Linked DNA regions of Homo sapiens: region 2 is linked to region 1. Evidence: chromatin loops called from intact Hi-C (ENCODE). Cell type or tissue: Caco-2. All regions are shown on one strand. Links, peaks and the distances in the headings refer to the core of each region. The heading gives the core; the rest is flanking DNA.

Evidence for each region. Peaks named below come from ENCODE experiments on the same cell type or tissue, not always from the same donor. Only the 100,000 strongest peaks of a DNase experiment are listed, where the experiment ranks them.
Region 2: a loop joins it to region 1, with 2.8 times the contacts of the local background. A loop is called at or near these places in 39 of 110 quality-filtered maps.

Annotation. Positions count from the first base shown.
Region 1 is chr11:86,620,453-86,623,252 of GRCh38, reverse strand. All of the region lies in intron 2 of ME3 (malic enzyme 3), which reads left to right. Among named protein-coding and RNA genes, the nearest start is that of ME3, 51 kb to the left of the region's middle. In Caco-2, for the core only: no CTCF peak of the experiment used is centred there; a DNase peak (open chromatin) is centred at 1,182.
Region 2 is chr11:86,810,572-86,813,371 of GRCh38, reverse strand. PRSS23 (serine protease 23) reads right to left here. Exons shown (of 2, transcript NM_007173.6): 2 at 2,139-2,800. Among named protein-coding and RNA genes, the nearest start is that of PRSS23, 11 kb to the right of the region's middle. RefSeq lists an enhancer at 1,247-1,833. In Caco-2, for the core only: no CTCF peak of the experiment used is centred there; a DNase peak (open chromatin) is centred at 1,161.

The DNA.
Region 1 (2,800 bases), core at 125-2,624:
GGCTCAAGAGGAGAGTGACAATGCACCCTTCCTCTGCCTTTTTGTTCTATTTGGGTGAGCCCTCAGTGGATTGGATGATACCAGATGAGACGACGCAGATCTTCTTGACTCATTCTACTGATTCAAATGCTAATCTCTTCCAGATACACCCTCATAGACACTCAGAAATAATGTTTTACCTGCTGTCTCGGTATTCTCTGACTCAGTCAAGTTGGCACATAAAACTAACCATCACAAATAGATATTATTTCCATTTTACAGGCGTGTTAACTGAGACACAGAAGTGATGTCATTTACACAAGGTCATTCTCCCAATAAGAGGTGGAGGTAGGGTTTGAATCCAGGTAGTCCGCCTTCAGGGTCCATGCTCTTAACAGTGCAGGAAACAAGCTTCCAGGGGGAGTGGTTGGGAATAGGTGAAAACTTCAAAGACAAAGCTTCGAAGACAATCTTGATGGATGAACTCACCAAATAAAAGGAACTCTTTCATCAGCCAACGATGGCAGCCAGAGTCAGGAATAAGAGAAGCTGCACCAAAAAGTGGGAGAAGAAACAAGAAAACATCAAAAAATATACACAGGAGAAAGAGACCCATAGACAGAAGAGGTGGTACAAAGAACAGTGTGAAGTGGGAAAACCAGGGAACACAACTTTCAGGAAGAAACGAGATATTGTCTCAGTGTTTTTCAGTTGTGGTCCACAGACCTTCTGAGCTCTTGATAAAAATATAGTTGCTGAGGCCTCACCTTTGACTGAATCAGTAATCTATCAGATCTACCAGAAAGCCACCTGTTCTAACAGACACTATTAGGTATTCTCATCTCAAGAGAGCACTGAGTGAGCAGCAAACAACTTTTTTTTTTTTAATGCCCTCCCACAATCCCTGTAGATATATCACTGGATATGGCAGTGTCTGTAGTATGTAATGCATTTTTAAATGACTCCCATTGATAGGGAGGCGTAAAATGAGAACCCACATGCAGAGCTTTTGTTTTAGCTCTGGCACAACCTATCCATGTGACTATTGGCAGACAATTTCTCTGCAGTCTAAGATTTTACTGCTGTCAAGGTTGTAGGTTAGACTGGATCCATGAAAGGTATCTGGAACGCATCCTTCCACACATATTCTTCCACAAGTCCTGCACCACCTACATTCTCACCTGGCCATGGCAAACATCATTAATCAATCATGACACTCCTCGCTGAGGCCTGATGAGGCTACCCAATACAATATTTAACATAGAGCCCTAGGCGCCCATTAACAATGCTGGAAGTTGAAACTTTCCTGTTATCTCTGGACTAGAGATAATCCATAAAGCTCCTGTAAGCTCTAAAAATAACTCTCTTAAAGGAAAAAGTAATTTCACATTCTGCTTTACAGGGTTCATTTTCATTTATATAAAAGTGCATTTAACACATTGTTTTATATTTTGATTTATTTCAAATCTCCTCAGACCTTCCCTCTCCCCATTATTCCAACCTCGATTGTAATTATGATTTGAATGTTATTTCTCCTGAAAGCCCACTAGATCTTTATTATCAAATTATGCTGAAGTTAGACTAACTTTGCCTTAAACTTATATTTTAAGTCAGCTTGAATTTGAATACAACCCTATTCACAAAAACAAGTTCAAAGTTGAAGCATTTGTAGGAAAGAAAGAGAAAGGAAGGAAAGAAAAAGAATGGAAGGAGAGAAAGAAAAGAAAGACTCCTGATTTAACTTTAGAAAAAAAACTTTCTGAAGTGATGGAACCAGTCCTGGCCTGATGATTACTCAAGAGACATTCTCAGGCCAATTGTAAATAATTCAAAGTTCTGCATTTTTGTTTAAGAATTCTGAGAATCATGCTAACAAATTAGCCAAGACTGAGGAGCAAAAAAGTTTAAAAACTATGATGTAGCTGACCTTAATTATTCTTAAATCCCATGAATTCTATGCCAATAAAAACAATGTTTTCTTACTGGCCTTAGGCCTGGATTGAAATTGTTGAAAATAGTGACTTTTCTCCTCTTATTACCTCAAAGAACATTGTGTCAGGATAGGAAATAAATATTTCAAGTTGGCAAACAGTTTTCCCAAAGCAATTCTAGCAAAATTTGGAGATGGCAGGAATAGGTGGGTTTTAATTTTCTGATCTGGACTCAAAACTGAAACATTTTGGTCTGGACACTTTATTGTGAGGCCTGGAAGAGTTCCCTCGACATCATTTGTCCCTTGGATCCCAACCCAGACCTTACTTTGGTGGAGGCCCGGTCAGGAACCTGGGCTGTATTGTATTACTTAACCAACCACAAGCATGAGAAACCTCATGCTCTGCTGGGAAAATGCACCAAGACAAGTGGGCCTAGGTCAGATGGATCTGATTTTTTAAAAACCTCAGGAAACTGGACTGAGGCCCTAGAGGACAGAGAGATTGGCTGAATTAGCAAAATGTCTGAATTTTAAAATATTTGATCAAAAAAAGATGTATGATATTAAGGCACACAAGTAGCTGAAATTAACTCCTCAAAGTGGGCTACCTGGTAGAGGTGCCTGTATCTTCTTGAAGGCATAAAGGTATCCCCTTTGTAAGCTGCAGAACAAATGTGCAAATGAATGTGAGATAAACTCCCTTTAATGATTGTTCCCTTACATGTGATTGACATTTTCTCTGTGACCATATAGCATAGTGCTGCAGTTTTAATCCAAAGATCTGATTTCACATACTAACTCCAAAGCCCCTTGCATATCACTCTTATTTTTAGATGTCATCCTAACAAGTTGATTCTCTGGGTTCCCAGTATACAACATATTAGAAAA
Region 2 (2,800 bases), core at 49-2,548, 190 kb before region 1:
ACTGCCAGGGGCCCTTGCACTTCAGTTTGTTGAGGCTCAAACATATTCCCTCCCAAATTCTCAATAAGCCACTAACACACAGGTATAGCAAGCCTATGAGTTTCTTGTGGGTTATGCAAATAGGAAACAAGATGACTGGGCTTGAAGCATCTTGCTGGCTGTGTACTTGAGACAGCTATCTGTTAGATAAAGGTGCGCAGGAGACAGAGGGTTATATCACCATAGTTAAGGGCTAAGGAGGGTAGAAGAGCTGGTGTTATCTGAGAAGCAGCAAGCAATGAAGAGAGAACATCACTGCAATGAGTCAGATAAATATGCCTGTCTCCTTTCTCTCTTCCTCAGCTTCAAATGAGCCCACTGAGAAGCTGGAACCCAGAAGAGGGAGGATCTTTAAATCATATAGGAGGGTTTAAATTTTAAACCACAATGCATTGGGATTTATTTGCCATAAGGAACTAGACAACTGTGGAATCAGTCTGCCCAACTCCAAGGCCATCATCTTCCCATACCAGGCTGCTATCTCAGCTCTCAATCCTGTTTACCCTTTCTTTTTTCTTTTTCTTTTTCTTTTTTTTTTTTTTTTTGAGACAGAGTCTCACTCTGTTGCCTAGGCTGGAGTGCAGTGGCATAATTTTGGCTCATTGCAATCTCCGACTCCTAGTTTCAAGCGATTCTCCTGCCTTAGCTTCCCTAGCAGCTGGGATTACAGGCATGCGCCACCATGCCCGGCCAATTTTTGTATTTTTAGTAGTGACGGGGTTTCAGCATGTTAGCAGGGCTGGTCTGGAGCTCCTCACCTCAAGTGATCCACCTGCCTCAGCCTCCCAAAGTGCTAGGATTACAGACATGAGCCACCATGCCCGGCCAACCCCTGTTTACTCTTGTTCTGGAAGCTGGTTTATTTCCTCCTCCGGGGGGAACCCCAGACTAAAAACAGATGTGTTGTTGATCGCCCAGAAATGGCCTCATGTCTGCCATGTATGTACGATGACCCCACCCCATCAAAAGGATTTTTAAATGCCCTTCCCCTATTGGAGGCCCTCAGAATGCTGAGCCAGGCAAAGAAGGTATCACAGGAATCACAATGGAAGCCCAGAGAGGAGAAACGCAGGGAGCTGCAGCCCCACCTTTGTTCCTAGATTAGCAAGGATGGCTGCCAGTCTGCACGCTATACAGAGCTTTGAAAGGTTAATAATTAAGTGACCAAACATGCTTGTTGGCCAAGACATACCTGGCTTACACCTGCTGCCCCAGCTTCATTAGTCATAGCATTCTCAAAAGAATCCCATTCTGAATGATAAATGAAATGGCTGCCTTATCAAACATCCATAGAAATCAATGGTCAGAGGCAACTTCAAGGCATACCTGAGCTGGTTCATGACAAGAACAAAGAAAAAGTGCAGACATGAACAGCAGCAGAACCCAGGCAAAGTAAGAAGGAAGCCCTCAGTGAGTGTTGGGGATCACTGTCAGAATTCCTCTGGACTCACTGGATGGCTGCCATTTACCCTTCAGTTAGCAGACAGCAGCCTAGAGTCATCATTCCAGGGCAGGCTTAGTCATTCTTAACAAGTTCTGCATTAAAGACCTCCTGTGGGGTTTGTTAGAGAAAGAGTGATTCCTTGAATACATGATCCAGGCATCACCAGGTACTTCCCATCTCCCCAAGCAGGTAGACTGAGCTACACAAAGAACAGGGAATTGGGAGCATGACCTTGGTATTTCAATCCCTTTTTGGTCCAAAAACAGTAAAAAGAAAGATTACACATACAACTCTGCTCCTATTTCTTTACCCCTTTAAGGCTATTTTCCCACCTTTTAAAAACACTATCTCCTTTTCAAAATTCAAAATTTGGAGTAAAGTCTATGTAAAACATGTGTCCCCAGTTCTGCCACAAACTTCTGATTCTCAGCGACAGATAATTTTCAAATTTATTACTTCTAATTTCACGCTGTGAAGATTTCCAAATCCTGGTTATAGGGTCTGGTTAAACCCTAAAGGCACAGACACCTGACCCCACTCGGACTCATCATTCTTTCTACATTACCACCTCAACCAAAAGGCTGTTACAGAGATCCCCAGAATGTATTTAGTAGAACACCAGATTGCTTATAGGCATTATATGAGAAAACAAGGGTTTTGTGATCAAAGATGTTTATTTAAATGCAGATTTTACAACCTCAACTTGTCCCTTTACAACAGGTCTTCCCAGAGCTTTTAATGTGCAGACAGGCATGTGAACCTCTGATAAAGAGAGGGAAAATGGAGAGGCATCTTCCTCTGACTTAATACAACCCTTTTTACTTTTGGTAGAAAATCATAAGGCATGAGTGTTTAAGGAGCACACTTTGGGAAATGTGGTTCTACTAGCCTTACTAGGCAAATATGCTTCTAATATGTATAACTAACACATGTAAAGCACTAATTATATTAATAATGCCATGAGTCCTTTTTTCTTTTTCTGTCTACTTCTATGATAGTTTAATACCATGCTTTCTTTTATTATCACTAAAAAGATGGACATGTTGAATTATTTTATAATTTTCTTTTACAGTTCTGTGAGTTAAGCTGTATATAGCATATGGGTGTATCATTCTTTAGTAAATTACATCTACTTGTGAACTAAACATTGATTTCATTTTGACTTTGTGCCATTGTCTAACTTTGCAAAAAATCAAAATCAAGGAATCAAGGTGCTTCACAAAAGGAACATCTATTTTTTTAAAAAAATCCATTCTGGTCTTGGTGTTCAGTGAACTTTTTTTCACCAAGCTAAAGCAAAAACAAACAAAACCCCCA